2 separate regions of the Homo sapiens genome follow, and region 2 is linked to region 1. The links are chromatin loops, found by intact Hi-C in ENCODE. Cell type or tissue: Calu3. All regions are shown on one strand. Each heading gives the region's core, and the rest is flanking DNA. Links, peaks and the distances in the headings are about the cores only.

Region 1 (15,813 bases), core at 6,005-8,504:
GAATCTTCTTGGCTTTCATGTCAGTTTTCATGTCACTGGGAACTGAAAAAAGCTCTGAAATGCCAAATTTAGATGGCTGTATCCCAGTTTGGTGTTATAGCTGCTAGAGAAATAATTTGTTTCCAGAATCGTAATCTAGTGACAGCGGCTAAAAATACTTCTGCAATAGTACTGCTGTCGTTTATCCTTAGCATCTTCATATTCCCTGAGTCTAAGCCAGTATAAGGAAACAAAATAGAGATGCATTTAACTCTCTAGATCTCTGTCTTCCTTTCCATAATCTATTTGGCCAGAAAGGTTGATTCATTTCTATATAATTACTTTTTCTTCCATTCTGGCTAATGCAATAATCTGAGAACTTCAATATTTGATATTTAAAATGCAATTTGGGAATTTTGAAAAATCTTATTTTGTATAAAACTTGGAGAATTGTTTTATTGAATTATAATTTTAAATACAAGTCACAAATATGTTTTTGTTTGTTTTATTTGTATTCCTTATTTTTGCATTTCTAAACTCTCCTTAGTTAGATGTAAGCCAAGACCTGAGAAGGATAAAGAATGTGTATTACAAAATTTAAAGGAGAACATTGCATTTTTTACTTTCAAATGATTACCCTCATTAAACCAGCAAGTCTCTGGGTTAGGATTGCTCATGTTCACTCAAGGAATAAGGAAGATGGCAAAATCGGAACCTAGGGCTGAGCATAGATCATGGGCTATTTTCTCCTTGCTCCTTAAGATTTTATAATCTTTGTGGGGTTCTCATCTGCAAATTCAGGAAAGAGAAAATTCCTATGTGCCTTCATAGCACGCATTTCACATTCATATGGCAAACTTTATTAATTGCATACTGTGTGCCAAGCACAGCGCTAGTCACTGGGACTACAACTGTGAGAAGGGCAGAAGAGGTTTGAGAACGTAGGGAGCTAATAATCTTCCAGGAGATGCAGGGACATTGACACAAAATTAAATCTGTTTTTATAAATGTTATCGTAAAGAGAGGACAGTTTTTTCTTTATATTTGATTTTGCAACAATCTTTCAGCATTTATTTATTTTTTCTATCTTATACCTCTGGTATTTTGGGGATTGTCTTATTTATATACAAGTCTTTTGTCCCTTAAGGGCCAAGAATAAGACCTTTTCCTAAATATACAGCCAGCAGAATTGAAATAACATTTTGTTGACAGTCAAAAAAACTAAAATTTGACTCTCAGCTCAGTTGCTTTAATAGTTGAATGACCTGAGGCCCATCCTTTGACCTCTCTAGACTTAGTTATACTCGTCTATAAATTGAAGTGATAATAACCACTTACAGAGTTATTATGGTAAATGAGTTAATATATGTGACTAACATTTTTAAGTGTACACAGATCTATAGAGAAATAGGCATTAAAAATTTACTTTGCAAGTATTTAACATCTGGTATTCAATTACACACTGCTAAGCATTGAAAACAGATTGTGTCTAAACATTGAAAGCCTTTTTTACATAAAAATATTAACGATAAATGCAGTTTATCTAGCAAATTTCCTATTAATGGAAGCAAACTTAGATTCGACACAAAATAAAGATTTTGCTATTCCAGTCATGACTTCATATCCACAAAAGAAGTCCTTAAAACATCACATCCTTCAGGCAATTCAACACTCAACTCACTTTTTGGATGTCATAAATTTCATCTAGGAAAATTTATAAGATGGCTAGTCTCCAAGATATTGGAATTAAATAAACTGTTGAGACTTACAGAAAGAAAACAAGGTTTTAAGGACATACAAAGGTTTTGATAACATATAAAACATTTTTCAAAGACAGTGGTGATGGTAAAGGAAAACTATAAATACGATAAGGCCAGAAGCAAGACGTAATAGTGAAACAGCTTATACAGTTTTAGAAGATTGCAACATCAGATAATATGTCAAAAATGCACCACCACACATTTATTTAAATGAACTAAGGGGGATGTTTGTATTAATAGCTACCCTGCCAAGGAATGCAGAAAGCCAAAATCAAACAATATAACTCAGGCTTATCCACAAAGAGCCTAAAATGGGTCAGGTGAATATCCAGAAACTTACTTAGAAATTCACCGTGGAATGTGTTGGTCACTTCAAATTTCTTAATGAAACTCAAGTAAAGTAATTTGCAAGTACATTTGAATGAGTAAATAAAGCAAAGTCATATACATATATCACTCTTACTAGCAGTCCTGGTAACTCCCACCTGTTTGTTATTGGAGTAGGGGTGGCAATAAGCTGCTGTTTTATAAATTTAAGGAGTCTCAGGGGTCATATCACCAGTTCCAAAAAATAAACGAATTATGAGATTAACAGTAAAATGTCCATTTTAATGAAAATCCTATGCTAATTCAAATGAGGACCCTACTGTTGAAGAAACATTTGCTCTTCACACATAAACATGAAATATACCCTAACTCATTTATGAGCTGCAGTCTTGAATCCAGGCACAATATATCACTATGACACCATTGTTGTGCAATTGCAAGAAGGCTAGCCAGGGATCCTGCTTAGTCTCTGACTGCAACAGTTACCCACCCAAGGATTGCACTTAGTTTCTGTAGTCTTCATTAAGCAATCAAGCTAACCTACCACATACTCCCTAATAAAAATATGAGCCAATGCCAATCATATGGCTATCTAGTCAGAAATAGCGAAACAATTCTTAAATCTCTGTATTCCTGGATGAATCTTTTGAGTTAAAACTTGAGAAAAGTAAAAATAACTGTGTTAAGTTAGAACACCAATTATGTAAGTATGAGGTGAGGAGGTCAGAGTTAAGGACAAAAAAAAAAAAATGGAAAGGAAATCTAGGGTATTTAGTTGATATAAGTTCCTAATCAATCAACCATATGATATGGCTCCTCCAACAAAGAAACTAGTCAGTTGGATAAATGCCTGAAACATCAAATTATAAAATATTTTCATCTCATTTTTCAGAAGAGGAAATAAGGGCATGAAATTTAAGTAACTTGTACTGAATCGCAAATCTACTGCTATGGCTAGAAATGGAGCCGGATCTGACTCCAAAGGCTATATATATATATTTTTTTTGTGTGTGTGAAATAACACTGATGAGGAAATTCAAAACCATAATACATGAGAAATAAAGAATTACTAGAACTGTAGATTTTTTTTTCCTTGGCATTGGAAAGCATGAAGAGTGGTGAAAATGAGAAAAAGTCTTGATTGTGTACTTCAGATATCTGATGATTTATTAATGACAAAAAGATAATAGAGAAACAAATAAGTAAAATTTAAGGAAAGCAAGATATTTATTGAATTAGAAAAATCTGAAGAAATGAATGGACTACTTACCTGGTAATGAATTTCCCTACAAGAAATGTGTTGAAGTAGAAGACTAAATGTTTACCAAAAGAATTATTACAGAGAGAATTTAAGTATTGTGAAATGGCCATGTCAGATGATATTAAACTCTGGCCTCAAAATTTTTGATTCTATGATACTATGAAAACACACATAAAATATAGGAAAGTATCCAGGCTAGCCTGTCAGGGCTTTGTCCTGGCTCCTTCGCTTGATCTAAGTGAACCTAAGAATGGCTACCAAGAAGTAGGGAAACCAGGGAAAGGACAGAATGTTAGTTGCCTTCGACAGAGCAGCCTCAGTTTTAGAATGAGAGAACGCCATGGTGCATGATGCTTTGGTTCCCAAGAGACACTCAGTGATATGATTCAGGCAAGTGCATCATGTTACTCGCCTTGATACCTACCTAATGACCTGCTTCCCCAGAGGACCAAATAACAGCTTATCATTGGCCTAATAATACTCTCCTCTGAGGTCTCCTACCTCTGCTTCCCTCCATTACTGATTGGCTGCATGACCCTGATCAAGTTACAGCTGTCTCCTGGGTGCACTGAGCAGCACTAGCAGTCTTTCAATCTAATTTACTGTAGAAATAAAAAGTAACTCAGAAATGATCTATAGAAGTAGCGACAATGCACAGGAGACTTAACAAACTCCAGAGCATGGTGCTTGCAGCAGAAGAGATATCCAGGTCAGTAATTTAACAACAAACTCCAAAAATAAAAATGCAAATGTTCATCTTATCACTTATATATTAGGTAATTCAGGTGTGCATTATAGAGTGCTAAGTTGTCATAAGGACTCATGTGAGGTCTTTTCATGGTCTTTGATGATGGGATCATCTCATGTACACAAAGTACCACTAACGAGGTCCTGGATATTTGATGAGGAATATTTTCCAGAGTGGAAGAAGGTAGATCTGTAACAGTTCTATACTGGGCACTATCATAGGCTATTTACATGTATTATTACCAAAAATCTTCACAATGACTGTAGTAGTAGGTACAATTGTCCCAATTATATACATGGGGAAAATGCCATCAGTGATAGATGATTGTCTGTTCCAGTTCAAATCTTATTCATTATGCTATTTCAGGCATGTGATTTAACATTATTGATATGCAGTTTTTAATATATAATATGTGTATAGTAATAATGTATACATTTTATTACATCTGTATTCTAATACACAAAATGTGTAAAATAGTTAGCATATTATTATGGTAATAATAACAAAGAATTATAATGCAATAAAGCACCATGATAACATAACCTAAACATGCTTTGCAATAGCCCATCATTTCTTTCACCCAAACCTGGTTCTCAAATGGAGGCAGGCAAAAGTTTTTATACCTGGTGAAAATGTGATTGGGATAAAGAAATTAGAAGGGAGGGAATAGGTAAAAAAAAAAAAAAAAGAAGGGAAACAAGGAAGTAAAATGTGGGTCCTCATGTCACCAGTAATCTACTAATCTCTTGACCTAGTGTCTTTCAATAGAGTGAGAGAAACAGGTGTCAATTAACTGGGAAGTTTTGGAAGTCCCAAACATTTAGAAAACTCCAAGTCCTTCCCATTCATTTTTAAGGTACAGCTAAAAAATATCAGCAGGTACACTAAACAGCAGTTGGAACTGGGAAATATTTGGGTCACAAAGGCCACACTGGAATTTCTAATTGCCAGCTGTGCAGATTAACTACAGTTATTTCATTAACCTTCTAATAACCAATCCTTAATTTTACTTGAATGAGATTTTTTTGGGACAAAATCTATCAAATCATGACAGTGTTTTCCTTTAATAATAACCAGTATTATATACTGAGATTTTTCTCTATTCCTATCACTGCCTTAATCACTATTTGTTACATATTAATAACATGAATTCTCACTTAATAACCCTAATCTTGTGACATTGGTACCATTATTATCCCTCATTCGCACATGAGGGAATTGAGGCTTAGAGAGGCTAAGCCAAAACTAGTCAACAAGGTTACACATTGTTTTGGTTATCAACTGAAGTGTGACAACCACTCAGAAATTTAATAGCTTGAAAACATCCATCATTCTATTTGCTCTATATTCTACCAGTCAGAGATTTGCAGGATCTCTGGATTCTACCACAGATTGGACTGGAACGAGTAGAGGCACCATGGGGCAGCACTACAGGGCTGGACATGAGGGTGGGGGCATCACAAGGTCTAGGGTGTCATTTGGAGGTGGCTTCAATGGCTGGGGCTGGATAGGACAGCTGGGTGAGCCATATGTCTGTTATTTATTTTGTTTATTGTAATTGTTTATTGTCTAGGTCCCTTGCTATTTATCCACAATTCTGGCATGAGTCCTGCATGGTGATCTCATGCTTGCAAACGAGTTTTCCAAAAGACAAGTCAATTAAAAAAGTGTTTATTAAGTCTCTGCTTGCATCACTTTTGTTAACATCTCACTGGCCACAACGAGTCACATGAAAAAGTACTGTGACTGTGGGAGAGGATTAAACAATGTCTAGAAGACAAGAGATACAATACTGGCACTTTAGAGAGCTTTGAGACCCACCAGAAAGTACATTTGGACTAGGCTTACGTTTGCATGTGTGTGTGGAGGGGAGAAGGTTTGTCATTGGAGACTAGAGCGGGAGAAAAATAGAACTACATAATTTCAGAGAGACACCATCTATCTAGTTCAGCCTTTCATTTTACATGTAAATAAATTGGAGCCACAATAGAAAAGTGCCAGGCTAGGCACATAAATCTAACTATTGTCAAAGACTAGATTCAGAATGCAGATGACACCAAAATCCAAAGGAGAAGCTCTAATGGAGAGTTTGCAGCATGCGGTAATAGTGAAGAATGTGAGTAGAATGCATGGGCTGAACACAGCTGAAGTGGAGATTAAAAGAGCCAATCAGTGGACAGTCTGAGAGTCCAATCCTGTGAAGTTGCTTTTAAGTAACCCACTTGAGAATTAATTTGCATTGTCCCTTGCCTGCACTGGTCAAGCTGAAACACCATATCCCTTTCACACATCACTGCCTAATATCTTTCTACTTATTATTTCCTTGGAGTACTTGAACTCTGCTGTTCGTCTACATATCTACATCAGAATATCTATGTTGTGGTGTAAGCTCCTAAAAAGCAAAAGGTAAATTATCTTAAATACAGCGTAAAGTAAAATTAAGTATGTAATAAAGGCTTTGGGATTATGAAAATGAGGAAATATGTATGGTGCCTTAAATTCATCTAGGGAATCATATCTACAGCATCTCCTGTGTAGCATATTTTGTGCTATTTAATACAGAGTTTACATTTAATCAACATAAAACTATAAAGTAAGTATGTTTTGAATCCTTCGTTTTTTCCACAAATGAGGAAACTAAAGGTGAAGATGGCTAAATGGCTTTCCCACTTGTCATACAGCTAGTAAATGAAACATCATAGATTTAAAATTTGACCATTATCCTTGTGCTACTTTTTCTTTAGTGCAACTAAACCATGGTCCCAAGTAATATAGGATAGGATATGCAAAACCCAGCAAGGTGTGAATGCAGTGTCAGACTTTTACACTTAACATAATTTTGTAAAAATTACGTAACCTCTATGAGTTTGAGTATTTTCATTTGAGAAATGAGAGTTGGACAAGATTATTTCTTACATGCACTTCACCTCCAGAATGTTTATAGCATTCACGGAAAATTGCCAAGGCAATGATATTCAATGCAGCGCCATCTGGTGTTTACCGATGAGATTAGCTGACAGTTCTTGTTAAATGAAAAGAAAAAGAAAAAGAAAAAGAAAAAACAGCAAAATAACTCCAAAATATATAAGTGATAAATATGCACTATGTACCCAAGATACATCCCACTGCAGATTTTATTCATTTTCTTGTATAATGTTTATAAAGTATGTGTTAAAATATCAAAAGCATTACACTAACTGGATTCTTGTACAATGTCACATACAGAGATAGACACTGCCTTCACATATAAATGGAGTAGATTATACCTGCACATTTCACATTCACAATAAAATAAGTAATAGGTCCCATCATTGCATAGAAACACCTAATTTCTATGCAATTAGGGTTAAATACATTTTAATCCCATGTAGCTACATGCATTTGACAGTAACCAGCACTGTTGTATTTGAACTGTGTAATTATACACTGGATCTCTCAGAGGCAGAAAATGTATAATTATGAAGTTCCCTACAGTATTAAAAAAACACAACTGTGTGGTGCTAGGGAGAAATCACAATGGGGATACACTGCCTGTGATTCCACATCCCTAACTTCAGTGTCTACTTAACTTCCAATACAGTGTAATTAGGCATGGGTTGAGTTGGAAGATGAACCATATCTAATATATTAACAGCATCTCTTATTCACAAATAGCTAAAGAGCATTCCACCAGTCATGCCAACAGCTTCCCTTACACATAACACAAGCAATTTGCCATTCCACCTAGAGTCACCACTATTATATTTTTTGCTTTCAAAACAAGATTCTGAAAATATTTCCCCAAGCCACTCAAAATGCAGCCTTTGTATGGGTATTATATAGAGTTCCTAGATGCATGAAACATAATTTCACAGGGGAGTTAAAGTGATGAGGTATGCTCAGTAAGTAAAAAGGAATGCAAACTAAACAGGGCTATATGTTGGATTTCTTGTCTGCTTTCTCGATAGATGAGCGCTACAGAGACTTTCTAAAGGACATGGCTAAAGGATTTGGCTTATATTTTGAAATTCTTATGGCACTTAATTATAAAGTCCTTCACTTAAATTTGCTTAAAAGTTAATTAAATATCTATAGAATTTGGGAGAAGAGTCTTTATAGCAACTTGCATGAAAACCTTAATGCATACAGGCTTCACATGAGCCAATGAGATGATATGCTAAGAAAGTGTCTTGGGCAGTATTAGTGAGTGCAATGTCTACCTTAGGAAATAGCAGCCCCACAATGCCACGATAAAGAGTCTAAATGTCCTAGAGAAGGTAGGGAAATGAAATCAAGTAAAACCAAAAACTGAAAGAACATATGTTTAATTTAGTCTTAGAGGGAAGTCATATAATGATCAAATTAAAAATTTCAGATAGTTAAAAGTAGTATGTAAAGTGAAAAAAGGGATGCAATAGAAAATATGCAGAAAGCAGAAACTGAAATAAAGTGAGAAAGGTATAACTTTTCTAATAAAGTGAGAGTTGAGGTGGAAGATCAATAATAAGAGAGAGGCAGCTTTGCAGGAGTCTCAAGAAAAAATTCTAGGTATGAACAAAAACAAGTGCAAAGTTCCTGGGACAAACAATGAAAGAACCAGAGAATCTGGAGTAGAAGAACAGGAGAATTGTAAGCAGTGACCACTTTCATACTGGGTGTAAAAACAAGATTAACGTTGTTCGGGAATAAAACTGGAAAAGGGTGAAAGAATTAAAGCATCCTAACTATGAAGTCAAGTTATATGTGAAAATGGATCATGTAATGGAATCCAATTTATTCTCCTATATTTTAAACCAGCTGTTAATGATTCTAATTTAAAGATCTTATGCTACACAGCAATTATCATTGTATGCACAAGTTTTGTAGGTATTTGTCTTTTATGTCATTTCTATACAATTAAATGAGCATTAATAAGATAAAAAACATTTCAGAGTATTAAAAGCTATTTATGGATTCATACATGATTAGTTTATTGCTGATTTTAAAATAAATCAAAATGTTTAGACTCTGACTATTAAGATGTACAAGAGAGTTGATTTTTCTAATTTTTTTTAAGTTAGTCATAGAAGGAGATTCTATTGTTTCTTTCTATAGAAGGTATGGTCTTTCTTAGGAAGAATATACTATAAAGTTTGTGAATACTAACCATGACTGCCATTCACAAAACGTAAGAACTTGGAGAAGTCATTGAATCTCTCTAAGCCTGTTGCTTCATATGTAAAAATGAGATTGCAATATATGGCTTATATCTTTATCATAATTTTCTCCAGTCTAACATTCTGTGATTATGTTTATATGCCATCCTAGGAAAATCTCTGTATATTCTTTCCCTTACAGTAGAATTTTATTCTTGTAATAGACTATTCCTATAATATACATGATGTATATTAAAAATATATATTCTTATAATACAGTTTTAAAATGTGAATATTCTGATGTGTTTTTCCAATCTTAATGTACTTTACCAACATGGTCTCTCCTGTCTACCACACATTCCCCATTTTATTTTAGATAATATTGTTATTTTCTCATCACACCTAAATTTCTACTACTTTTTATTATTATTTATTAAACTTTAAGTTCCAGTATACATGTGCAGAACTATGCAGGTTTGTTAAGTAGGTATACATGTGCCATGGTGGTTTGCTGTACCCATCAACCCACCATCTAGGTTTTAAGCCTCACATGCATTAGGTATTTGTCCTAATGCTCTCCCTCCCCTTACCCCCAACCCCCTGACAGGCCCTGGTATGTGATGTTCCCCTCCCTGTGTCCATGTGTTCTCATTGTTCAGCTCCCACTTATGAGTGAGAACATGCGGTGTTTGGTTTTCTGTTCCTGTGTTAGTTTGCTGAAAATGATGGTTTCCAGATTCATCCATGTCCCTGCAAAGGACATGAACTCATTTTATTTTTATGAATGCATAGTATTCCATGGTGTATATGTGCCCCATTTTCTTTATCCAGTCTATGATTGATGGATATTAGGGTTGGTTCCAAGTCTTTGCTATTGTGAATAGCACTGCAATAAACATATGTGTGCATATGTCTTTATAGTAGAATGATTTATAATCCTTTAGGTATATACCCAGTAATTAGATTGCTGGATCAAATTGTGTTTCTGGTTCTAGATCCTGAGGAATTGCCACAGTCTTCCACAACGGTTGAACTAATTTATACTCCCACAAATAGTGCAAAAGCATTCCTATTTCTCCGTATCCTCTCCAGCATCTGTTGTTTCCTGACTTCTTAATGATCATCATTCTAACTGGCGTGAGATGGTATCTAGTTGTGTGTGTGTTTTTTTTTTTTTTGCATTGCTCTAATGACCAGTGATGTTGAGCTATTTTTCATATGTTGGTTGGCCACATAAATGTCTTCTTTTGAGAAGTGTCTGTTTATATCATTTGCCCACTTTTTGATGGAGTTGTTTTTTTCTTCTAAATTTGTTTAAGTTCCTTGCAGATTCTGGATATTTGACCTTTGTCAGATGGATAGATTGAAAAAATCTCCTCACGTTTTGTAGGTTGCCTGTTCAATCTGATGATAGTTCCTTTGCTGTGCAGAAACTCTTTAGTTTAATCAGATCCCATTTGCCAGTTTTGGCTTTTGTTGCCATTGCTTGTAATGTTCTAGTCATGAAGTCTTTGCCTATGCCTATGCCCTGAGTGGTATTAACTAGGTTTTCTTGTAGGGTTTTTATGGTTTTAGGTTTTATGTTTAAGCCCTTAATCCATCTTGAGTTAATTTTTGTATAAGATGTAAGGAAGGAGTCCAATTTCGGTTTTCTCCATATGGCTAGCCAGTTTCCCGAGCACCACTTATTAAATAGGCAATTCTTCCCCCATTGCTTGTTTTTGTCAAGTTTGTCAAAGATCAGATGATTGTAGATGTGTAGTATTATTTCGGAGGCCTCTGTTCTGTTCCATTGGTCAATATGTCTGTTTTGGTACCAGTACCATGCTGTTTTGTTTGCTGTAAGCTTGTAGCATAGTTTCAAGTCAGGTAGCATGATGCTTCCAGCTTTTTACTTTTTGCTTAGGATTGTGTTGGCTATATGGGGTATTTTTTATGTGAAATTTAAAGCAATCTTTTCAGCTCTGTGAAGAAAGTCAATGGTAGGTTGATGGGGATAGCATTGAATCTATAGATTACTTTGGGCAGTGTGGTCATTTTCACGATATTGGTTCTTCCTTTCCATGAGCATGGAATGTTTTTCTATTTGTTTGTGTCCTCTCTTATTTTTTGAGCAGTGGTTTGTTGTTATCCTTGAAGAGGTCCTTCACATCCCTTGTAAATTGTATTCCTAGGTATTTTATTCTCTTTGTATCAATTGTGAATGGGAGTTCACTCATGATTTGGCTCTCTGCTTTTCTATTCTTGGTGTATAGGAATTCTTGTGATATTTGCACATTGATTTAGTATCCTGAGACTTTCCTGAAGTTGCTTATCAGCTTAAGGAGTTTTGGGCTGAGCTGATGGGGTTTTCTAAATATGCAATCATGTCATCTGCTAACAGATACAATTTGACTTCCTTTCTTCCTATTTGAATACCCTTTATTTTTTTCTCTTGCCTGATTGCCCTGGCCAGAACTTCCAATACTATGTTGAATAGTAGTAGTGAGAGAGGGTATCCTTGTCTTGTGCTGATTTTCAAAGAGAATGCTGCTAGCTTTTGCCCGTTCAATATGATATTGGCTGTGGGTTTGTCATAAATAGCTCTTATTATTTTTAGATATGTTCCATCAATACCTAGTTTATTGAGAGTTTTTAGCATGAAGTTGTGTTGAATTTTACTGAAGGTCTTTTCTGCATCTATTGAGATAATCATGCAGTTTTTGTCTTTGGTTATGTTTATGTGATTGTTTATGTTTGTTGATTTGCATATGTTGAACCAGCCTTGCATCCCAAGGATGAAGCTGACTTGATCGTGGTGGATAAGCTTTTGGATATGCTGCTGGATTCAGTTTGCCAGTATTTTATTGAGGATTATCACATCAATGTTCATCAGGGATGAACAGGCCAATGCCTGAAATTTTCTTTTTTTGTTGTGTCTCGGCCAGGTTTTGGTATCAGGATGATGCTGGCCTCATAGAGTGAGTTAGGGAGGATTCTCTCTTTTTCTGTTGTTTGGGATAGTTTCAGAAGGAATGGTACTGACTCCTCTTTCTACCTCTGGTAGAATTCGGCTGTGAATCCATCTGGTCCTGGGCTTTTTTTGGTTGGTAGGCTATTAATTACTGCTTCAATTTCAGAACTTGTTATTGGTTTATTCAGGGATTCGACTTCTTCCTGCTTTAGTCTTGGGAGGGTGTATGTGTCCAGGAATTTATTCACTTCTTCTAGGTTGTCTGATTTATTTGCGTAGAGGTGTTTATAGTAATCTCTGATTGTAGTTTGTATTTCTATGGTATCAGTGGTGATATCCCCTTTATCATTTTCTATTGTGTCTATTTGATTCTTTTCTCTTTTCTTCTTTATTAGTCTGGCTAGTGGTCTATCTATTTTGTTAATCTTTTCAAAAAAATTGCTCCTGGATTCACTGATTTTTTGAAGGGTGTTTTTGTGTCTCTATCTCCTGCAGTTCTGCTCTGATCTTAATTATTTCTTGTCTTCTGCTAGCTTTTGAATTTGTTTACTCTTGTTCCCTTAAGTCCTACTGATCAGAAACTTAAAAAAATTAATTGTGGTAAAGTATACATAACATGAAATACAACATTTAAGCCTTTTTTTTTTTTTTTTTTTTTTTTTTTTTTTTGAGACGAAGACTTGCTCTGTGGCCCAGGCTGGAGTTCAATGGCTTGATCTCGGCTCACTGCAGCCTCTGCATCCTGGGTTTCATCCAGCTATTCTCCTGCCTCAGCCTCCTGGGTAGCTGGCATTACAGGCGCACACTGCCACGCCCAGCATTTAAGCCACTTTTAAGTGAACAGTTCAGTGACATTAAGTACATTCACCCTTTTGTGCAACCATCATCACTCTCTATCTCCAGAACTTTTTTATCTTGCAAAATAAACTCTGCATCCATTAAACAATAATTCTTCTTGTCAGAAACTTTAAATGTTTACCCTCAGAGTGGCAAATAGAAGAGGTCCATAAAAATCAATTGTGAAGGACTTATTCTCTCCCAATCCAATCATAAGACCTCATTCAGGAGTAAATACAATAAACAAGAAGAGTACCCAACCTCTTAAAATTTATAGTTTAGAAGAAAGAATCGAGATTAACTTATTCCCCGGCTTTCTTTTTGGTCACCACTGCCTAGAGAAATACGGGGAGCAGACCATAAAGCCATATGGACTGTGTGCATCATTTTCTGGCTGTGCTTAACTTAATGTTCCTCCCTATCTTTGCACACTGGTCTGCCAAGGACCAGATGGCACAACCCTGTGCAAAGAGGTGCATCTTTCCTCAAGGAAGTTGTTTGTTCTTACATGGAGCACATACATTTAACTTAATTCAGTAGTAAAAAAAAAAAAAAAAAAATTCTGGAATCACAGGCTGTTTGGAAACTACAACCATCTCTGAAATTCTTCTCCACTTAAATCAGAAGAGAGGAGAGGGGAATAAACTGGAAGAAAAGAAAGGGAACATGATGAGAATATTTATTTAAAGACTATTTTAGAATATATATACATATATATGTATATATATATATCCTTATCCATAGATCTTTGTGAATGTTGCATTTTTATTCCAACTTTGTATATAGTTGCATATCTGTAGCCCTTTAATTTGTCCAAGGGTGACATGCCTATTAGAGTTGGGGTTCAAACTGACACCAGAGACACTTACATTTGCTCTGAAGTCTAGGAAAGTTGTCTGGGGAGGTTCTTCTAGCACTTTGTCATGTTCATGGGAGGATCATGTCACTGCTACATAGCATGACATCAACTAAAACATGAAGGACATGCTGCTCAATGATAGATTTAGGGACAAAACTAGATAGATTTTTTAAATGTGCTCTCTGCTTCTGATGTGGCAAAATTCTTGACGATTACCATGTCACAAATTTTAGCCTTTTCTACTTTAAGAAGCATAAAATACATATAACTTAGTTGGCTCTTTCATTACATTTAATGAAAATTTTGCTATTAAAAACTCAACTCTGGATATTAGACCTTTGACAGGGATGCTCTCTCTCACCACTCCTATTCTACATAGTGTGGGAAGTTCTGGCCAGGGCAATCAGGCAGGAGAAAGAAATAAAGGGTATTCAGTTAGGAAAAGAGGAAATCAAATTGTCCCTGTTTGCAGATGACATGATTGTATATCTAGAAAACCCCATCATCTCAGCCCAAAATCTCCTTAAGCTGATAAGCAACCTCAGCAAAGTCTCAAGATACAAAATCAATGTGCAAAATCACAAGCATTCTTATACACCATTGACAGAGAGCCAAATCTTGAGTGAACTCCCATTCACAATTGCTTCAAAGATAATAAAATACCTAGGAATCCAGCTTACAAGGGATGTGAAGGACCTCTTCAAGGAGAACTACAAACCACTGCTCAATGAAATAAAAGAGGACACAAACAAATGGAAGAACATTCCATGCTCATGGATAAGAAGAATCAATATCATGAAAATGGCCATACTGCCCGAGGTAATTTATAGATTCAATGCCATCCCCATCAAGCTACCAATGACTTTCTTCACAGAATTGGAAAAAAACTACTTTAAAGTTCATATGGAACCAAAAAAGAGCCCGCATTGCCAAGTCAATCCCAAGCCAAAAGAACAAAGCTGGAGGCACATCACACTACCTGACTTCAAACTATACTACAAGGCTACAGTAACCAAAACAGCATGGTACTGGTACCAAAACAGAGATATAGATCAATGGGACAGAACAGAGCCCTCAGAAATAATACCACACATCTACAACTATCTGATCTTTGACAAACCTGACAAAAACAAGAAATGGGGAAAGGATTCCCTATTTAACAAATGGTGCTGGGAAAACTGGCTAGCCATATGTAGAAAGCTGAAACTGGATCCCTTTCTTGCACCTTATACAAAAATTAATTCAAGATGGATTAAAGACTTAAATCCTAAAACCATAAAACCCTAGAAGAAAACCTAGGCAATACCATTCAGGACATAGGCATGGGCAAAGACTTCATGTCTAAAACACCAAAAGCAATGGCAACAAAAGCCAAAATTGACAAATGGGATCTAATTAAGCTAAAGAGCTTCTGCACAGCAAAAGAAACTACCTTCAGAGTGAACACGCAACCTACAGAATGGGAGAAAATTTTTGCAATCTACTCATCTGACAAAGAACTCCAAAAAATTTGCAAGAAAAAAACAACCTCATCAAAAAGTGGGCGAAGGATATGAACAAACACTTCTCAAAAGAAGACATTTATGCAGCCAAAAAACACATGAAAAAATGCTCATCATCACTGGCCATCAGAGAAATGCAAATCAAAACCACAATGAGATACCATCTCACACCAGTTAGAATGGCGATCATTAAAAAGTCAGGAAACAACAGGTGCTGGAGAGGATGTGGAGAAATAGGAACACTTTTACACTGTTGGTGGGACTGTAAACTAGTTCAACCATTGTGGAAGACAGTGTGGTGATTCCTCAGGGATCTAGAACTGGAAATACCATTTGACCCAGCCAACCCATTACTGTGTATATACCCAAAGGAATATAAATCCTGCTGCTATAAAGACACATGCACACGTATGTTTATTGCAGCACTACTCACAAGAGCAAAGACTTGGAACCAACCCAAATGTTCAACAATG
Region 2 (15,813 bases), core at 7,410-9,909, 770 kb before region 1:
TTGGAGGGAGAAGTTGTCAGCCTAGGTAACTTTGGAAATGAGTGGAGTCTGCAAGACTAAAGAAAAAGGAGCTGCCACGAAACTTTGCTCAAGTTGATAAAGTATTTTTCCCGCAGGAATTCATGTTAAAAATTCTGAAACCTTTATACATGTATTCTGGAATTGAGCAATTAAATAAATGGATGGCCAGCGATTGAAGTCAGGTTTCTCACTGGTGGAATGAAAGGTTAGAGAGAGACTAGAAAAGGATGCTTGAGTGATCCATATATTAATGTATGAGCATTGGAGACTTCAACTGGTGCTTATATTTAGCCTGATAAAGATAAAAATATACATATAAATATGTATGTATATATACATGTATTAGTATAGACACATTCATTTTCTTGTTCCATCATCTGGAAGGTTCTCAGAAGGTAGCAATGAGCATACCACTAGATCTTGGTTTCTTATACTATTGTCCAATAAAAGGAACCAGGGCTTTTGGTAGAAATGGTTGATTATAGATTAGCGAGGAAATTTACAATATTATCCTAGGTAATTTTGCAGTGACAGAAAGTAAATGCTTAAATAAACACCACATGATAGGTATGTCAAAGAGACACTAGAGCCTACTGAAAGAATTTCCAATTACTGAACAACATGGAACAACATGAGTGGAAAAAGAAAAGATTTTGTAATGAATTATAACTCAAAGTATAAAGTAAATACTCATAAATCTATATTGATAGAAATAAGTGAATGGATAAATAAGTGAACAGAGGGGGCCCCTTTTTCTCGCAAAGAATCCACTTTCACTTTAAGGAAGTGAGGCTGTAATCCCCACTCCTCAAGTGCAGGCTGTGTGTAATGATTTCATTCCAAAGAGTACAGTGTGCAAAGGGATAAAAAGAGTAACATTACTGTGGAGATTCTTGGCAAACACTACCTCAGCCATGCGATCAAGCTTAATATCACCAGTAGTGAATCACACTGATAGAATGTTCTCTTGATGTGATGTAATGAAACTAGCACTCTTTACCTTTGTGGTCATCCCCAAAATGCATACCTCCAGTCTAATCATGAGGAAAGCATCAGAAAAATCTCAATTGAGGGAGGGGCCACCAAATACCTGACCAGTGCTCCTCAAACTATCAAGGATATAAAAAACAACAAAAAAATTAAAATATTGTAAAATTCAAGAGGAGACTAAAGAGACATGACAATAAAAATGTGGTATCATAGGTGTTCCTGGGACAGAAAAATGATATTGGGTAAAAAAAGAAGGCATATAAATACAGCGTAGATAGTTAATAATGTATCAATACTTGTTAATTAACAAATGTATCATACTAACGTTAAGATATTAATAAAAGAGAAAATATATGCTAGTTATGAGAAAATTCTGTACTATCTTTGCAAGTTTTCTGGAAATTTAAAACTCTTCTAATACAAAAATTGTATTTAAAAAAGAAACAAAACTCAAATCAAGGAGCTTATTTGTTTTCCAGGTAATATCAACCGAAGTATTATTGAGCCAACTGCTAAGCCTTAGGGGCTGGGAACTGCAGTGTCTGGGGAAGAGTAGATATTACTATTGTAAGTGAGCTGTTCTCAATCTTGTCTTTTCAATTCCCTCGTATACTACATGCTATAGTCAAAGCAGTAAACCTTCCTTTCCTTAAGCAGACCACACTCTTTCATGCCTGGGTGTCTTTCTTCATACTGGCCAATTTTGCTTCAAATATCCTTCTATAGCTCGCCTCTCTAAAGAATTCATGTGTTAAGACATAACATTCATATTATCCTCTTTAGCCCCCGAGTAGAAAGAAGTGTTCAGTGTTCCAGAAATCATTGTTTACACCACCAAAGTGGATTATAATCACTGATTTAAGAATCTTTCTTCCACACTAGAGTGTGTATCCCTTAAGGATATTTCTTATCAGTACCCCAGTATCAAGGAGTTCTAAATGCTTGATAAGCTTTTTTGGCTCAATAATTGTTTATTAACCCACAATTATTTTAACTGTTTATCCCCTGGACTAATAGATGACCTTTGCTCATGGCTTTTGGGTCTCTATTCTTGACAGAAACATGTTCACAATTTTAAGTTGTATTCTGGGATGGATCTAGGTTCAGGTTTTATCTATGCTTCCTACTAAGCCTATGTGTTTGAACAAGTTGCCAAGCCTTTCTAATCATAATTATTTTCTCTGTAAAATAGGTATCATAATAGTACAAGCATTATAGTTTTTTTTTAAAAAGAAGATGCTAATATATACATATTTAGCATTATATAACATGTAGTAAATACTAAATTATTATTGCTAATAGAAAATTAATCCTTCTTTTATCTAGTTATAAGCCTGATCAAAGACAGTCCTTATAAATAAAGAGGAAGTTGCATTAATGAAAGACTCTTAAAAAATGCACAGTTCCAGGTATCATACCAAACACCCCAAAACCAATTCCTGTCCTCCAACTCTTTCCTTTCCCCAAATTAACAGATAGATACAAAAATAATAATAAACTGGTATTTCCCCCTTGAACACCATAATGTTTTAAAGTAATCAGAATTTTTACACCTTCATGTTTTGAGTTGTGAGCGTGTGCTTCTAATCAAAGCTTAATGTGGGTGTTGTATTTTAGGGCTAGAATGGCACACATGTGAATTATGGAGTCACCACATTTCGTTTCTTGGTTATTGACAAAAGTAATGTAAATCTAAAAACTTCAGAATGTTCATAGGAGAATATATGTGGGTTGCTATGGTTTGGTATTTTTAGGAGTTATTAAAACATTGTGACAGTAGTTATAGATTCAATTTTACAGGTTGTTTGTATTGTACATTTTTGTCATTCCCTTTTGGGCCATAAATAAATGCTTATTTTTTAAATCTTTTGATTTTATAACTTGAAATAATTGTTTCTATGATGAAAAATGATGAATTTGAAATTCAATATTTCTATGTCTGTTAAAGATTATTTTTGTTCTCAGATTTTCTGATATGAGACAAGCTTTCAGCTGTCACAAAATGTATTCCATCTTTTTCATCTTCTGAATGAAAATTGCTAAATTCTTTCAAGCTGCTCAGTAATTAAAAATAATTTCTTTACTAATTTGGACACAGTTGATTCAGCCCAGAGCCTCCTTGAAATCAAATAATGTAAACCACCAAACAGGTTTTTAGCTAAAAGAATAGAAAGGAAAATCTGATTAAACTGCTAAAATATTCAGAAATTCTATTTGAGTTTCTGGACGCTAAAAGAGTTGCTTAATAAGACATTGCCAAATTATTTTAAAGATTAAAATAGGTATTTTCAGTATGAATATTTGTATGAAAATATTAAAATTCTACATTACAATATGAGAGAACATCTTCCAAATATTTGTCTCTTGACCTACTCCTGGGAGGTTGTCTCTAAGACGTTAGAATATTCTGCCTGATAAGAGGGTCACTGGGGACGTGGCCATACAGGTTGGCTTATTTTATCAATATGAATTATCATGAGGTCCTTGGGCCAGGTGGTGTAAGTTTGGCTTCTAGAGGAGACTAGTAACTAAGGTCAACCACATATGCAGTCAGCCGTGCTTACATGACCAGCCTCAACTAAAACTCTGGCAACGCTTCTTGCATATTGCCACACATTGTTGCTGGTAGAATAAAATGTCTGCTTGACGCCACTGAGAGAGGATCACTGGAAACTTGCACCTAGTATCTCCTAGACTTTGCCCTATGCAAATCTTCCCTTTGGTGATTCTGGTCTGTATCCTTTTGCTGTAATAAACTGTAACTATGAGTATAGCGACTTTTCTGAATTCTGTGAATCCTTCTAGAGAATTATTGAAATTTAAGGTGCTCTGGGGGCTCTCCCTAACTAAGTTTTGAACATGTAACCTTCAAGAGTCAACAGTAACTATTCCTCATGCACAAACTCTGCATTAATTATCTGCATGAAACTTTTTACTGTTTCTAAACAAAAACATTCTATGAAGGTTTATTGCTATTTCCCCAGCACATTAAAACATTTCCTGACACAAAGCAGGCATTCAGCAACTATTTATTAATTGAGTGAATTGATGACAAGCCTATTTTTATCCTACTGTTTCCTTTCTGTATTAAGAAAGTAAAGACTCTTTAGTCTGTTACCGTCTATTACTATCAGTCTTATAATATCCATGTCAGCTACCACTCTATTTTTTTCCTTCCTTTTAGAGCAAAATTCTTTGCATTGTCTGTGCTTACAGTCTCAAAAATCTCTCCATGCATGTTCTGATCTTCTTTTTATTTATTGTTTTCATTTTTGTTCTCTACAAATATCCTGGTTACCAATGATCTTCACATTGCTAAATTGAACAGGAAATTTCCAGGTGACATAATACTTATCAGTGGTGTTTGACAGAGTTAATTATTTCTTCATTCTTGCAAGATTTCCTTCCTACTTGGCTTATAGGAAACAGCAGATTCTAGTTTTCCATCTACGTTTTAACTGATACTCCACATTATCTCTTGCTAGTTCTCTCCCTATCCTCTATTTCCAGGATATTCAAAAGCTTCAGAGTTACTTCTTGGAACATTTATTTTTTGAAATAAATTTTCACTTATATCCATAGTAATCTCATACATTTTCAAAAACCTAAAGTACCATATTTATGCTGATTAATTAAAATTCTATATCTCAATCTCAGACCTCTACCCTATATTCTGGACTCATATATCTAATCACTTACTTAATGATATGGTTTGGCTGTGTCCCCACCCAAAATCTCATCTTGAATTGTAATCCCCATAATCCCAATAATCTCCATGTGTGAAGCGAGAGACCAGGTGGAGGAAACTGAATCATGGTGGCAGTTTCCCCCATGCTATTCTCCTGATAGTGAGTGAGTTCTCAGGAGATCTGATGATTTTATAAGTCTTTGGTAGTTCCTCCTGCCTTCACTTCTCCACCCTGCCACCTTGTGAAGAAGATGCCTTGCTTCCACTTTGCCTTCCACCATGATTGTAAGTTTCCTGAGGCCTCCCCACCCATGTTGAACTGTGAGTCGATTAAACCTCTTTCCCTTATAAGTTTCGCAGTCTTGGGCAGTTCTTTATAGCAGTATGAAAATGAACTAATACAATTAACATTTCCATTTGGATATCTACTATGCAAACCAAATTTAGCATCTAATTTTAAACATCCAAATATTCAATGTCTAAAGCTGAGCTCCTGATATTTTTTTGCCACATTTGCTTCTCCAAAAGTCTTTTCTATCTCAATAAATGGTAACAACAGACTTGCATTTTCTCAGATAGGCAACCATAGAGCTGCTCTTCATTCTTCTCTTTATTCATACCCTCATCCAATCCATTAAGACATCCTGTGGCCTCCAGCTTCAAATACCTGGAATGTTGTCACTTCTCATCATCCCTAGTGCCACTTTGGAGACCTAGTCTAAACAAATATAAGCTCTTACCTTGGTCATTATCACTATTAGCCCTCTAATTGTTCTCCCAGCTTCATCCATCACCCTTTTACATTCTATCAACACAGTCACCAGAATAATATTGTTACAATATAAGTTAAATAGGTGAATCCTCTGCTCAGAACCCTCTAATGACTTCATGCCTAACTTGGAATTAAAAATAATTTATTAATTTTTAATAATTCCTAACTTGGAATTAAAAATAAAAATATATCTGTCTCCTATAATCACCATTACCTCTTTGATGTTATCTTCTATATTTTCTCTTTGTTTTCCACATTCAACTCACACAGTCCTCACTGGGTTTTTCTTAAAACACTGTAGGAGCACTTCTTCCTTAGGATCTTTGCATTTACCATTTCTTCCAGATGTAATGCTGCTCCTGAAGTTATCTGCATGGCTAATGTGTTCACCTCCATTAGGCTTTAGGGAGATAACACCTTCTCAATGAAGATTTTTCTTGCTACTCTAACCAAACAAGCAACCCCCACAATCCCCTTCATTAATACTTCAATACTCTTAATGTCTCTACTGTGACTTATTCTGTACCTTGACATTTATCACCATCTGAAATGTAATGGATAGATATTTACTTATGATTTCTATTCTATAGTTCTTCCCACTACACTAGAATATAAGCTTCATAATAGCAGGATCTACACCTTTAGTACCTAGAACAAAACCTAGCACACAGAAGTCATTCAATGAATTATTATTGAGTAACTGTTAAGTAATTTATTTTTAAAAATAAGTTTTTTGTTTTTTTTTTTCCAGTGGGTAAGCAGTATAGGGATACAGTACAAGCCACCACAAAAATTGCAGAATAAACATGGCAGTTGACAGTTCCCAAGTTATGCCATTTGCTAGCAGAGTGAATTACTCAAGTTTTAAAACAGGTCAAATTAGCAATTTCTATACTTGAAAGATTGATATAATAATAAAATTTCTAAAATTTACATGATAATTAAATGAGATAACATATAAGAGTGCTTGACATTGTAGTAGATGTTCAATAGTGCCAGTTCTTATTGTTCTTGAATTAAATACCTGTGTGTATGTGTGTGAATAGCTTACAAATAATGTCAATTAATGTAATGACTGTATGCACCTCAAGAAGTCATCAGCTTAAAGGGAATTAACAAGTCTATACAAATAATAGAAACTTGAAGCTAACCTTAGAGGCCATATATCCTAAACACTTCATTGTAAATATAAAGAAAAATCTGGATATGTTAAGTGATTTTTGATGAAGGTGGATACACAATCCAAGTCTCCTGAGCCCTAGAGTAGTGTTCTTTGGAATCAAAACAAAAATGAGAGGATAGAAACCCTGATTTTGTCACAAATGTCCACATGAAAGGCTGAACTCTGTCCCAAAATTCTTTTAGGTGTGATAACAAGGCTACTGAGTGGCTAGAAAGAGTCTTTCAAAAACCTGAGAGTAGAGAATAGTCTAGGACAGAGGTACTTTTATTTTTCCCCTTTATTCATTTAGACAGACTGATGTGACAGTAAAGGAGAAGCTCGCCTAGCATCCAGTCATTGGTACCCAAGAGAAGACACTAGCTGAGAATTAACTGAAGTGCAGCATGCTCCAAGGTTTGCAGCTGCGAGATTATCATAAGTCTGGGAACATAATGAGCCAGGAAGCTGAGAGCAAACTGTTTCCAATTCATGGGAAGTACATTTGTCTTATAATGGCCACAGTTGTCTTAGTGTCATTTTACTTAAAAGATGGTACCTTTATTGAATGAAGCTGGGGAAGGAAGAGCCAGCTCCAAAGACGTGCAATCATCATTGACCTGTAATTGGGCAGGCATGTTAACTGGTCAGACTGTTCCTTTGGATCTGGCTATTTAAAAATGGAAAGAAATAAAAGGTAGCTACAGCCCTATTGCCAACTGTTTTGCAAAAGATTCAGTCAGTCTTATCTTTTGCACTTAGCAGAAACACTAGTGGTGTCACCTGAGATGTGGAGAAATTTTATTGTCTAGGTGTAATCAGAATGGCCTGAGGCCTTTGTGAAATGCATTCTTATTGTTAAGAAAATGAAAGTATTTCAAAAAGCTCAATTGTCTCTTTTCAAAGAGAAACTCTTTCCTTTGCCAGTAATATCTACTGAATAAGCATAACTAGACTAAGTTTTTAAACTCTTCCTTCACCTAAAATGCAACTTAGAAAGATGAAAAATATCCCCACCAAACTGTATATTCTGTATCCTCTCCAATCCTATCCCTCATTGTCAAACCCAAAACAATACTATGACAGAAAAACTACGTAACAATTATAAAAAGCTAGAATAAATTATTAATTTCTAATATCGATTCTTAGAAATTGCTGCCAATAACTGTTATGCAAAGAGGATTATACTACTCTCCAGTTTGGCACCAAGTGGGCTTGCTATGTGTTTTCAATTAACTATGAGAAACCACAAATATCTATATAGAGAAACTGAAGGTGAAAGAATATCTACAGTTTTGCTCATTGCCTGCTTAGCTGCAATTTGATTCTCTGTTTTATTCCACAAGATAATTTTGTTAATCCATCTGATAACAAGAGGAAAAGAAAGGAAAAGATACTATGTAGCAATGTCACCTTACCTCAGTTACAGTAATGCATTTTTCAAGTATTTGATACAATGTCCTTGGTTTTGGTAGTACTGAGTCCTAATAAGAGCTATGTCCAGATATTTAGCTACACTGGTATTTGTCAGAAATTTATAAGTAGTCAATGTAAATGAGGACAGTAGGTAAAAATCACACCAGGCTGGACAATTGTTATGAAAAAAATATATTACCACTGTATCTGCCCCATTTCTGTTTTGCTTTCTATTGTCATTTGCTAATTCCCATGATTTTATGAGATGCATTAAGTACTCAGGGATTTCACTGGCCCAAGTTTAAATTAGCATTTTCTGAAGTATGTAAGTTAGTACTTTGCCAAGACTTCATGCTGAATGGTAAATCGACCTGTGCAAAATTGCCACCAGGTGGCAGAAGTCAAATTAGGAACAAGAGGAAGTGACTAATTTGACTAAAATAAGTAATGACTTGGGATTTATTGCACAACCATTTACTGATTGCTTTCTATATACTTCTTTGTTGAAAAACAATATGTCCTTTCTCTCCTCAAGAAAATTTCAATCCAATAACTTGTCAAGCTATCCAAGGAAAGATCGGGCTCTAAATCCTAATTCTGATCCATATTAACCATATGTGGTAGAGAAGAGAATTTGAGAAATCTTTCTCTCTCTGGCACTTAAAAGGACCCAACAGTAATGATAAATAATAAAGATAACATTCACAGGTGTTTTAATTATATAACTGTGAGGTTTGGCTATAGGAATTCACTTTGATTTGAGTCAATAATTGAGGGAGAAATGTATTTCCATTCTTTAGACTCCTTTTGCATGGCAAGATTTTTCATGTGGCTGATGTTACCTCATTCTTCAGAAAAATATACCCTTTTAAACTGATTTGAACCAGCAAATGATTTGTTAAATTATTTGAAATAGTCCAAGCAAGTGCTTCCATAAAGGGGAGTAGAGTTTATAGTTGTAAGAGGGCTGTTACTCTAATTAAATAAGAAGATTCATTCCACCAAATACTGATGGTTTTTTTCTTTTTTTTTTTTTTTTTTTTTTTTGTTCAGTGAGAATGAAGGAAGTATGGGGAGAGGCTCTCTCTCCATCCATGATCACTTCTCAATAATAACTCAACCTACAAGGTCATCTCCACCTCTTTCTACTGTTAGTGAAACTCCTTATGCATTTAAGGGGCAATGATACCAACTAACGATTACTGTCTTTCATGCTCAATTTTTTTTAAATTAAAGCATTAGTTGGTAGCCCATGCAATTCTGTAGGAGTTGTCATTTAATGGCATTTTTTATTTCTGGTTTATCTTTTAATAAGAAACCCTGCTGATCTGCCTTTCATTTTTCTTCAGAGTAACTCAGCTAGAAGATGAATACCAATTACAGTTTTCTGGGGTGAGCTAGAAGGAAACTGGTAAGCTTGGAAAGCTTGTCTATGGCCTAAGACTGACTCCTTCAACTTGCTATTTTCTAGTTAGAAACATTTGACCGGAAGGCCTTTTAAGATGCTTTTTATAAACCTTTATGATTCATGACAAGTACTTTTTTCTTTTTTTTTTTTTTTTGAGACGGAGTCTCACTCTGTCTCCCAGGCTGGAGTTCAGTGGCGCGATCTCGGCTCACTGCAAGCTCTGCCTCCTGGGTTCACGCCATTCTCCTGCCTCAACCTCCCGAGTAGCTGGGACTACAGGCGCCCGCCACCACGCCCGGCTAATTTTTTTTTAAATTTTGTATTTTTAATAGAGACGGGGTTTCACTGTATTAGCCAGGATGGTCTCGATCTCCTGACCTCGTGATCCACCCGCCTCGGCCTCCCAAAGTGCTGAGATTACAGGCGTGAGCCACTGCACCCGGCCGATTCATGACAAATACTTTTATGTATTTTTCAAGATTCGATCTCTGGGTTTGACTATGTTTGTACTAAGTTTCAGGTTATTGTTATAAATATGTTGTAAGCAAAAAATTTATAGAGCATGATTACACATTTTAGTGGGCAGATATCTGAATAGAAGATAAAAGAGTCATAGTAACAAAAAGAAAATATGCTTTTGAACTAATAAAATGAAGACTTTATTCCTATCCGTCAGTGGGGAGAAAGAAGGAAAGGAGAAGGACTTAGAAGAAGGTTTTACTGATAGAGGAGTATTTGTATCTAAAGTCACAGATAACATGGAACTTAAGGAAACAGGCCGAGCTAACAGTTACCTAGAGAACAGCATACAAGCAATAGTCAAACCAAGGAAAGAGCCATGGGTATAAACACAGGCAACGTAGCTTGTGAAAGTGAGCAGAAATGTTTCCCAGGCATTCATTCAAATCAACTATCAATAGAAAGTTTATAAAGGGCCCAGACTAGATTAAGAGAAAAATTATAGTGTGAGTCAGCCCAGGTTATTCTGTCTGATGCGCTAGGTAAGTGTTCTCATCAGTTTCTAGGCTAGAAAGAAATATACACTGTATACCTTGTGCATTTCATTACATATAAAAGTAAGAAAAACTTGATTTTATAGAAGTTGAAAGAGTAGTGGTTACCAAAGACAGGAAAATAGAGGAGAGAAGGAGATGAGGAGAAGTTCATCAATGGGTGCAAAGTTACAGTTAGATAGGAAGAGGAAGTTCTGGTATTCTGTTGCCCAGTAGGTTGATTATCGCTAACAATAATGCGTTGTACTTATCAAATAGCTAGCAGAGAAGATGGAATGTTCCCACAACAAAGAAATGATGCAGGTTTAAGGTGGTGGATGTGTTAATTCTTGGGATTAGATCATTACACAAGGTATGCATGTATAGAAACATCACATTTCACCCATAAATATGTATAATTATTACATGTCAATTTATAAAAACAGAGTTAACTGATGACAGAACATGTAAGGACTATTTTTTTCAAAAATAAATAATAAATGACTTAGGAAATTTACCAGAACTAGCACATGACAAGAGAGTATCATGCCAGAAACACACATTTTACTTTTGACAGGCATGAAAATCAAACTCCTAGGATAGGAACTTTCATTCATTACTGTTGGAAATGAAAAATGAGACAGCCACTTTGGAAAAGAGTTGGACATTTTCCCATGATGTTACACTTACCACACTACCTAATAATCCCAGTTTTGAGTAGTTGCCCAAGATGAATGAAAATATGTTCACCCAAAAACCTGAATATAAAAATTTATAGCAGCTCTATTCATAATTACTAGAAATAGAAAACATTCAAATCTCCTACAAGTGAGTGAATAAACAAAGTGTGGTCATCGTTATGCAGCAATAAATGGAATGACTAAAATTAATAACAATGTGTTGCATACCTGAAAATTGCTAAGATGGGAGATTTTAAATATACTCTTCATAAGAAATACTAAATATGTGAGGTAATGAAAATGTTAATTGGCTTGATTTAGCCATTTTGCAATATACATATTATCAAACATCAGTGTACAGTTTAATATATATGATTTTTATTTGTCAATTAAAAACATGAATTAATTTTTAAAAAGGAATGAACTGTTAATACAGGCAACCACTGGATAATCTCAAAGGCAACATGCTGAATGAAAGAAATCAGTTTCAAAATGTTAAACACTGTACAATTCCGTTTATATGACATTTTCAAAAAAACAAAATTATTGTGACTGAGAGCAGACAGTGACTCTGAGCGGCTGAGACTGGGGAGTGTGTGACTCTAAAAGGATGACACTGGGGAGGCTTTTGAAGTGATAGAGCTGTTCTGTTTCTACAGTCCTGATGGTTACAGAAATCTATACCTGTGCTAAAATTAAAAGAATTGTACACAGTAAAGCCAATTGACTGTATGTTAATTTAAAAAATATAATAAAGCAAAAAAGTAAACACACACAAAAAAGAATCCATTTGTTTGCCACCTGAATGTCAGTAAGTCTTCCAATTATTTGGTGTCTGTCTGGACTTTCATAGAAGCAAATTATCTTCAGCTCCCATGCCACCTCTTCTGGAAAGTTCAACCGTTTTCCTAAAATCTTCCATGGATCTAGAAAAACATATCTCAATTAAGTCTTTTGCTTCTGCTGAATTCTAAACTTTACATTGTGTGATTATTTTCTTTGCTCTGCTCTTTATATGATAAACATGGAAAATTTCCCCTTTCCTTCAGACCCCAGAGTCACTGATTAGATACTAAGACAAAATGGTTTTACTAAATAATAAATAATACTAGATGATCTCACTTATATATTGAATCTACATAATCAAACTCATAGGAGCAGAGAGTAAATGCTGGCTGCCAGGGACTAGGGGGAGGGAGAAATGGGGAGATGTGGTCAACAGATGCAAAGTTTTAGTTATGTTAAGATGAAGAAGTTCTGGAGATATAATATATAGAATGGTGACCATAGTTAACAATACTGTTTTTTGTACTTAAAATTTGCTAAGGGGGATAGATCTTAAATGTTCTTACTGAACACACATAAAAGGTAATTACGCGAGGTGCTGGAATATGTTAATTAGCATAATTGTGCTATTATTATACAAAGAACATGTACATCAAAGCAACAAGTTTTATACCTTAAATACACCGAATTGTTTTCAGTTATACCTCAATAAAGCTGAAAAAAAAAAGAATCAAAAGAATAAAGTGGATTTTAGCACAGCATAGAGCAAGTCATAACTTAAAATTGAATTATCAAGCAACTGAGTTCTTCAGCCCCTTGGCCATACCTGCTACAGACCCTTGGCAATACCGGCAACAGACCCTTGGTCATCACTGTCACAAGTAACTTTTCTCACAGCTTTCTTTCTTGTGGACCTGCCTGATGCCATGTTTGTTCGATCCTCTCTCTCTTTCTGTATCCTTAACTTCCTAATCCTCCGAATACCTGATATTCGTCATTCTCAGCAGTTTATTTTTTTGTCATGTGGTTACCCTCCTCCATACCTGGCAGGAATTGGGACAAGATCATTATAATCACCTTTCACAAGTATGTGGCAATCTATTTAGGTGCTTTCTCTATTTAATCTTGGTAATATCGCTCCTCCCCTAGAATGCAGCTCAGTAAAAATTATATTTTTAATAGTTTTTTTTAACTTTTGTATATTAAAATTATCTATAGGAAAGTATATGTAGTTCTCATTACACATTATGGATTATAGATTCAACTTTTCTTATTCAAGTAAAAAGTTGTAAGATAGTTGGACTGGGTGGAGATTCTGGTAATCAGAATGAAAAAAAATTATAAGCACCTTAGGACTATAAGTAGAACATATAACAAGGTTTACAAAATCTCACATTTATTATTGTTATTGAGAGTTTTTTCGGTGTTCTTGATAGTTGTTTTTGTGCACAGAAAATATTATGGTTGGTTCAAAAATAATTGTGATTTTTGCCATTGTGCAAAAATAATTACTTTCAGTGGTTTTCGAAAACAAAATTATTTTTGCACTGACCTGATAAAATTTGTAACAACTTTCACATTTGAAACTAACCTTTGCTTTATATTCCAAATCAAAAAATCTATCAATCCATAAACTTTTACTTTAATTTATAAATGTTATCATTCTTTTAATAAATCTATCAAGTTTTTACAATAACTTTAAAGTCAGCCTTTATAACAATTAAATTTTCTTAAAATTTTAAACTACCTTTATAAATTCAACATAATCAATTTTTTTCTGAAGTATTTCAACTGCCTAACAGAACTATTTGAAGTATCTAGATGAGCTTTATAAATATAATAAATAGATTAAATGTAAAAAATGTGATAATTCATATATTCCAAAATTGTAATCACATTTATTTTGCTTTTCACATGTAAACTGACCCAGTAGTTCCACAGACTGTTTTTTTGGATAAACTTCAAAATTGACCTTTCTCATTTTAAAGCTTGAAACTTATATTTGTTTTATCTGAGTTCCTTTCTCAGGAAATGACCTTCAAGCTTCTCAAAAAAACTATCAAAAAACTGAAACTTACCAGATCACCATACCAGATGCCAGATCCCTCATTCATCATGATTGCTTCCTTGCCCCTCCTAGTTCCTGTTTTCTTACACATTGTTACATTACTTCCCTGCTATATAAACCCCTGCTTTTAGTCAGTCAGGAAGATGGATTTGAGACTGAGCTCCCATCTCCTCAGCTGCAGCACCCAATTAAAGCCTTCTTCCTTGGCAATACTTGTTGTCTTATTGATTGGCTTTCTGTGTGCCAAGCAGCAAAACCTAGACCAAACCCCAGGTGTTTTGGTAACAACATTAAAATCAAATGTGTAATTTACTTAAATACTTCACTTAAATATTTTAATTATACTTAAATACTTTAATTATAATCATGAAATTAACTTATTACATACTCTAGCACATACCTTTCCATTAAACAATAATTACAATTATGTATATTTATTGTATATATTCAATATATATGTATATATATGTACACATACATTGTTCTTAAGCTTGACACTAAAGCATTAAAGCTATAGGCTCCATTACTTCTAACTTTTAATGATCTATTAGAAATTTTTAAAATTTAAAATATGTTTGCCCAACAAAGAAACATTAATATTATTTCAAGCAATTTAGGGTATTTCCCAAAGGAATTTGAGATTACATGCACAATCACAGAAACTGCTTATCAGTCAGGAAGAAACCTGGAGTCTGCATGGCTTTTCTCAGAATGATAAGATATACACAGAGACCTCACTTATAAATGCTGTGTATCAACTCCAAGTTTATACTTTCCAAATAATATGGCCTTTTAGCCTAGATCACCTGGATTGCATGCTAGCTAATAGATACTTCACAAGTAAAACTGGAGTCTCAAACCATCGTAGCTTTCATTATGAATTATTCCCATAAAATTCTCATATGGCAAGGCAGTAAATCTTAGGGCTATCTTAATATTACTTCTGACTGGATACTGTGTCTTATGGGTTAGTCTTGCATTTTGGTCAGGGCAACAAACCATGACAATGATAACAAGCCTGAAATGTGGATTATGCATACTTTCCCAAGTGAGTTATATATTGAACCACAGATATATGCTTACTTAATAAAATAATTCCTTTATCATATATACTTACATGTATGTCCATTTTGGAACAATACTGTCTATAGTATACTGCAAATTAATATTTTTCACAAACTCTAATTTCCTTCTACAAAGTGTACTTGATTTATATTGAACACCTAAATTTAAATTATTCATTCATTAAGTGTAAATATTATCACAGTGTAAATTATATTTGTTAAACTTACTGTATAATTTTCCAAGAAAAAAATTTCTCAAGAAATACATCCTCAAAATTATTTTGCAAATCATCTTGTTCTTGTTTGTGCATATTAATTTTATATATTCATACTAATATTGTTGTATACATCCTACATCATACTTTATTGTATTTTGTTTTAAATATATTAATTTATCAGGTGTAAATATCTAAGTCTTTTCTGGCGTATTTTCTTTTTCTAAAAAAAATACTAAGAATCCCAAAAAGTAAAAGTAGCCTAGGCCTTTTTGGATATTTGAGAATACATGGTTTTAATGAAGATTTGGGAAAATTGGAAAATATTGGGGGATTCAAAGATATCAGATTACTGATGAGTCAACTGAACTTTTATCCCCCAGATGATTGTATTTTATATTTATCAGGTCATTGTGTTTTATATTGTATATTACTTTATATTACTATTAAAAATTGAAGGAAAGTATGTTTTCTATTAACTCAGACATAATTTTCATCATATATTTATGACTTTAAGGAATATATAGCAGACTGCTCTGTAGATGATGAAAATA

Evidence for each region. A loop is a pair of places that touch in the nucleus more often than their neighbours do. Peaks named below come from ENCODE experiments on the same cell type or tissue, not always from the same donor. Only the 100,000 strongest peaks of a DNase experiment are listed, where the experiment ranks them.
Region 2: a loop joins it to region 1, with 6 times the contacts of the local background. A loop is called at or near these places in 4 of 110 quality-filtered maps.

What each region holds. Positions count from the first base shown.
Region 1 is chr11:91,241,328-91,257,140 of GRCh38, forward strand. No RefSeq gene overlaps it. Among named protein-coding and RNA genes, the nearest start is that of LINC02748, 91 kb to the left of the region's middle. In Calu3, for the core only: a CTCF peak has its summit at 7,079 (motif pointing left); a DNase peak (open chromatin) is centred at 7,054.
Region 2 is chr11:90,468,178-90,483,990 of GRCh38, forward strand. The region is part of intron 1 of DISC1FP1 (DISC1 fusion partner 1); the gene reads left to right. Among named protein-coding and RNA genes, the nearest start is that of MIR4490, 80 kb to the right of the region's middle. In Calu3, for the core only: no CTCF peak of the experiment used is centred there; a DNase peak (open chromatin) is centred at 8,434.